Linked DNA regions of Homo sapiens: region 1 is linked to region 2. The links are chromatin contacts, found by Hi-C in ENCODE. All regions are on one chromosome and are shown on one strand. Each heading gives the region's core, a stretch centred on a gene start or an enhancer-like site at or near the end of the contact. The rest is flanking DNA. Distances are from core to core; before and after follow the strand shown. Region 1 holds the start of NHP2 (NHP2 ribonucleoprotein). Region 2 holds the start of COL23A1 (collagen type XXIII alpha 1 chain).

What was found. A loop is a pair of places that touch in the nucleus more often than their neighbours do. Pooled maps may share reads with other maps.
Region 1: a pooled map shows a loop between it and region 2 (5-fold over the local background). The contact joins the promoter of NHP2 here to the promoter of COL23A1 in region 2. A Hi-C loop is called at or near these places in 5 of 50 pooled maps.

What each region holds. Positions count from the first base shown.
Region 1 is chr5:178,152,278-178,155,470 of GRCh38, reverse strand. NHP2 (NHP2 ribonucleoprotein) reads left to right here and starts at 1,586. Exons shown (of 4, transcript NM_017838.4): 1 at 1,586-1,813; 2 at 1,911-1,980. The coding sequence starts at 1,654.
Region 2 is chr5:178,588,839-178,591,739 of GRCh38, reverse strand. It overlaps COL23A1 (collagen type XXIII alpha 1 chain), which reads left to right and starts at 1,347. Exons shown (of 29, transcript NM_173465.4): 1 at 1,347-1,836. The coding sequence starts at 1,543. RefSeq lists a silencer at 1,146-1,345 and an enhancer at 2,001-2,901.

The DNA of each region.
Region 1 (3,193 bases), core at 337-2,836, 440 kb after region 2:
CCCGCCTCGGCCTCCCAAAGTGCTGGGATTACAGGCACCGCGCCCAGCCTATTTGTTTTTATTTAATGCAAAACAAAATTTATTGCACTTTAGTTCAGAGTTACAAGGTTTTTGTTGTTGTTGTTTTGTTTTAGAGACAAGATTTTCCTGGGTGGCCCAGACTGGAGTGCAGTGGCTATTCACAGGTGCAGTCATGGCTCACTGAAGCCTCTAACTTCTGGGCTCAAGCGAGCCCCCTCTCAGCCTCCCGGGTAGCTGGAACCACAGGCACGAGTCACCACACCCGGGAAAGGCCAATTTTTAAGTTGGTTTAACTGACCTGTGTTCCCACCCACAACTACCGGAACACTTCTAAGTTTCTACTTACTGGCCTGTTCCAGCAACACAAAAATGGCAGGCCTGCCACATCAGGATCAAAGGTAATTAGTATTACAAATTAGTAATTTGCAGCGATTATCTAATTAATATCCATCCAGAGTTCCAAAATATAGTGGAAGAGGCTAATCAGAGATACCAAGATCCACTGGATCTCGGCCTGCCACCGCCCCCCACGCCCTGGCAGCTCTGTCCCTTTACCTTCTACAGACCCGTCCAAAGGGTAGCTCCTCATAGCTCTCACCCTGCACGGCAGGGAGCTCAGTCCCCAAAGCCTTCCCTCCGCTGTTCCCGGCTTCGCTGGAGCCGTCCTTCCCTCAGCCCCGGCTGGCTTCTCGGCTAGGCCCTCTGCATGTGTAGCGTCAGGCAATGGTAAGAACTGCGGGAAAATAGCGGGTGAAGGGATGCTGGTTTGGAGAGAGAGGGGACGGCAATTTTAGATAAAATCACCAGGGAAACCTCTCCCATGGGAAACACTGAAACGGAACCCTGCGGGATGAGAGTGAGCCACACGCTATCTGTGGAAAAGCGGTGCAGACGCAGGTCAGTGGGGTCATCCCTTGCTCTGTATCTTTCACACCTGCGCAGCCGGGTCCAGGGGTCAGAAAACAAAGAAAAATTATGCAAGAAAGGAGGCAGCCTTAGGCCGGGCGCGGTGGCTCACGCCTGTAATCCCAGCACTTTGGGAGGCCGAGGCGGGCGGATCGCCTGAGGTCAGGAGTTCAAGACCAGCCTGACCAACATGGAGAACCCCTGTCTCTAGTAAAAATACAAAATTATCTGGGCGTGGTGGCGCATGCCTGCAATCCCAGCTACTCGGGAGGCTGAAGTAGGAGAATCGCTTGAACCCGGGAGGCGGAGGTTGCAGTGAGTCGAGATTGCGCCACTGTACCCCAGCCTGGGCAATAAGAGCGAAACTCTGCCTCAAAAAAGAAAAAAAACGAGGCAGCCTTTCCAGCACCCAGAGCCCCGCCCTCTCCGGCCCCGATTCCCAGGGCTCCGCCCCTTGCCTCACATTCCCTCCGCTCCGCCCTAATCGGTTCCGCCCAGTCCCTTGGTCCGGGGATGGCCCCGCCTTAAGGACCATGACTCCGCCCCTCTCCGCTCTCCGTAGTTACGAAGCTGGGCGTCAACGATTGGGCTGAGTCGGAGACTTCCTTTCCTGATTGGCCGTGTTGTACGGCGGCTTCTCGCGCAGCTGATGACCTGGAAGTGATGCCTAAAGCTGTGGACCGCGTGGGCTCGCCTCCCTGGGACTAGGTTTCAGCGGCCGCTGCGATGACCAAAATAAAGGCAGATCCCGACGGGCCCGAGGCTCAGGCGGAGGCGTGTTCCGGGGAGCGCACCTACCAGGAGCTGCTGGTCAACCAGAACCCCATCGCGCAGCCCCTGGCTTCTCGCCGCCTCACGCGGAAGCTCTACAAATGCATCAAGAAAGGTGAGGCGGACGGCGGCGTGGCCGGGATGGGTGCGCGGGTGGGATGGGTGCGCGGGTGGCTGAGCGAGGCCCCCGACCGACTCTTCTGTCGTTGCAGCGGTGAAGCAGAAGCAGATTCGGCGCGGGGTGAAAGAGGTTCAGAAATTTGTCAACAAAGGAGAAAAAGGGTAAGAACCTTCCTTCCTCTGGATTTTGCATTTCTAAACGTTAACGGAGAAATCTCTACTTAGTAGGCGCGCAGTAAAAAGGTTAACTCTGACCTAGCCCCATATACAGAAGCCAATCAAGCAGTCGGTAAAGTCCCTTTGGTACAATACCGGTACGACAATACCGGTACACCACGTATACCAGCTCAAAGTGAATTCCAAAGTGAAGCGAATTGTGTAAGCAAAGTCCCTTAGAGTAAACCCACCTTCATTAATTCAGGGACCCTCCTCCCCGGGCTCCGCTCCTTGCCTCAGATTACCTCCGGCCCCCGCCCTAATCCTCTCAGCCCTGAATCTCAGTCCTAGGGATGACCCCTCTCCGGCTCTGTATTTAAGGAACTGAACGTTAACGTTTTTGTTTGTTTTTGAGATGGGTCTAGCTCTCACCCAGGTTGGAGTGCGGTGGTGCGATCACAGCTCGCTGCAGCCTCGTCCCCCTGGGCTCAAGCGATCCTCCCACCTCAGCCTCCCGAATAGCTGAGACCACCGGCTTGCGCCACGCCTGGCTGTTGTTATTGTTGTTTTGCAGAGACAGAGGAGTCTCGCCATGTTGCCCGGGCTGGTCTTGAACTCCTGGGCTCAAGGAATCCTCCTGCCTCAGCCTCCCGAAGCGTTGGGATTACAGGCATGAGCCACCGCGCCTGGCAGCCTTAACAATTGAATGTACTCTTTTTCAGGCACTGTGTTATGGGGGAAACAGTGACATTCATTCATCAGATAATGACACACACACAACTAATTACACGTTGTGATAGATAGCCATGAAGGAAAATAACAGAGTGCAATGATAACTTCATCACCCCACTTTTCTTAATGGCATTTATCAAAGTTTGAACCTTGTTTACATTTTTCTTCCCTTTATCACCCTCTCAGGCCAGATGGTAAGCTCCTTCAGAACAGGGCCTCCTTGCTTTATCCCAAGAAGTGAAACTGTAGGTGCTCAAGAGATCAATAATGTTGGGCAGACTTGATGCTCAACGGCATCTAACCTAGCTGGGGAGGGCGCATCTGGGGAAGTTTCCCTCAGCAGTCACATTTGAGCTGAGGTCTTAAGACACAGGGATTAATTGGGGGGTGGGTGGGAGGATTCTGCCAGAAGAAAGAGTGGGCCTCTGGGCAGGAGAGGGTCTGGTGAGCAGAAGTGCTACCTTCTTAGGGGGCCTTGTAGGACACA
Region 2 (2,901 bases), core at 98-2,597:
AATACATGCAGTAACATTAACATAGGTAGGTGGTGTGCAGTTTATGTGCCTGTAAGAAATGTAGTGCTGACTTGTAAGAGGGTGTTGGCCTCTTTTCAGAATGAGGCCAACTTTTCATTCTATTGGGCATACACCAGACTTTAGCACAGAGCCAAGTCTATCAACCATAACCCCCGGCCATCTCAGGGGTTCCCCTCTGAATTAAGGGAAGGAGATGGAACATGTTAGCCAGAGGCACTCAACAGTTCTAAAAGGTGAGTATCCACAGAAATGAGACAACCAGAAGATATCCAGAGTGAGAGGGAAGATGGATATAACGTTATTTTTCTTAAAAAAAAATGGTTGGGGGGTTACTCAAATCACAAAGATCTGAACTGCTGGTTTGTTGTTTCATTTAGGTATTACAGGAGTTAGCGAAAGAGTTACTTGGGACCCATTTAGGACATGAATATGCCTGGTAGGAATCTGAACCCAGCCTGACTTCCAGCAGTTCTTCCCTTTCCTGCCAAGACTTGTTAGTGCCACTCATTCTGTTCTCTGGACCCAGGCTGTACGCCACAGCCTTCTTGCCTCAGCCCTGTGATTTAAATTTGCAGCAGAATCGCAGTACAGGTTAAGTGTGGTGCATACTAGATCATAATTTTTGGCCAAGTTGTGCGTCTAATACAGAATTAAGTCATCAGTTGAACAAGACTTGAAGTTCATTTTCTGAATCTTTCCCATTCGTTATAGTCTCAGTTTTCTCAAAAGCCCTCTCCAGGCCAGAAACAGTCTTACCATTTTTGTTTCCCGCACCGAAGTCCGGCAGCTAAGAACTCGTGAGAAGATTCTAAGGGGCGTATTTCTGTTTGGCGCAATCTCGACCCTGCCTCTCTAAATGTGAGTGCGCAGAGGTCGCTTTCCGCCACGAAGCGGCGCTAATCCACCACCGAGGACAGACCCACTCAGTTTTTTGCAGGATTTGAAGTTTTGAACTTTTACAAGTGTCAGAAAGGTAATTCACAAGTTTAGAGGAATGTGCTAAGGCACGAGTGGTGGGTGCTCCAGCCAGGGGTGGGCTGCAGAAGGGGCGCGGTGTCGCCGGGCTCCCCTCCGACCTCTGGGGTCCACAGTGCGGGCTTGGGCTGGGGAAGCCTCAGAGGTGCGTGCGGGGGCGGGTGCCGGCGCCCGGGCTAGGTGAGGGCAGAGGTGCGCGCTGCGCGTGGGATCAGCCCGGCGCCGACGGGTGGCTCCGAGGAGCTCGCTCCTTCCTCGCCCCCGCCCCCTCGCCGCGCGGGGCCAGCCCGGCCGCTCCTCCCCTGGGTGGGTCCCTGCTCCTTTTCTGGCAGGGTCTATTTGCATAGAGGAAACTGCCCAAAGTGGCCGCTGTGGAGGAGCTGGCTGCGGCGAAGGGGGCGTGCGCGGCGATCCGCTGCTACCCGGAGGCTAACCCCCGCGCCCGGCGGACCTCGTGCCTCGGGCTGTCCCGCCTGCTCCTCTCGCACCCAGCCTCTGCCCCAGCAGCACCGCCCCCTCGGAGAGTCCACGCGCGACGAACGCGCCATGGGCCCAGGCGAGCGCGCCGGTGGCGGCGGCGACGCGGGGAAGGGCAATGCGGCGGGCGGCGGCGGCGGAGGGCGCTCGGCGACGACGGCCGGGTCCCGGGCGGTGAGCGCGCTGTGCCTGCTGCTCTCCGTGGGCTCGGCGGCTGCCTGCCTGCTGCTGGGTGTCCAGGCGGCCGCGCTGCAGGGCCGGGTGGCGGCGCTCGAGGAGGAGCGGGAGCTGCTGCGGCGCGCGGGGCCGCCAGGCGCCCTGGACGCCTGGGCCGAGCCGCACCTGGAGCGCCTGCTGCGGGAGGTGAGCGTCTTGGCGCGTGGCTGGGGCGGACTTGGGTGTGTCGGGTTGAGGGTGGCGGTACGCTGGGAGCCGGGGGCAGCGTGCAGGTCTCTGGGAGGAGGGTCGCCCGCCGGCTGCGTGCGCTCGGGGCCGTCCCAGAGATGGGCACGTCTGCGCCAAGGCGGAGGCAGGGGGTGCCGGCCCCAAGGGGTTTTGCGGTCTCCGCTCCGGCCTCAGGGTCCCGTGCCAGGCAGGCGGCCGCGAGAAAGGGGAAGGAGAGACCAGGGACTTTGGAGTAACAGACCTAGGGTCAGTCTCCACGGGGTGTGCGCTCGGACACGCCGCTTCCCGCCGGCGGCCAGAGTCGGGGATAAAGATGAGGCTCGTGGGAAGTATCTGGTGACTGTGACCAGTAGCACCTACTGTTCCTAACCAACGCTGGTACACCTGGAGAGGCGGTGGTCACGGCGGAGGAAAGCCTCAGACAGGCCCGAGGGCTGGGCCCCGCTGTGCTCCAGTGTGTCTCCAGCAGCTCAGGCCCCAAGACTGAGCGGTCACCGTCGCACTGAGGCCTCGGGGATGGGGGTGGGGGCGCCCACATGACTTGGTAAGATGAGAGGAAGGAGAAACAATCGGGGGTGGAGGACCTGGATTCTGGTTTCAGGCGGTGCCATCTGGGGTGTGGGCTCGCAGGACATCCGGAGTTTCCCGTCCCTTACCTGGGAATCGCGACTTCCACAGCTTACTTGAAAGCTCATATGAGGCTCTGTGACACTTCTAAGGGTTAAGATTGCTGCTGTGTGTCTTCAAAGAAAGAGCCACCTTTGGGTCCTCCAAGCCCTCACCCAGCATGTTGGTCAAAGCCTCCGCCTTTTGTGTGCGGCATGTGCGGCAGTTCCCCTCCCCACGAAACTGGACAGGCCCTGGTGGGCTGGCCAGAGCCTCCCCTGCCGAGCCTTCCTCCTTCTCCTGGGATAGATGGCTGCTCCAGACCCCAAGGTCGCTGTCCAAGGGCGCATCCTCAATTGCTGTGTGAAAACAGGCAGGGTTTCAAGGTGGAGGAGAGGGAGCACTGGCCTGTACACC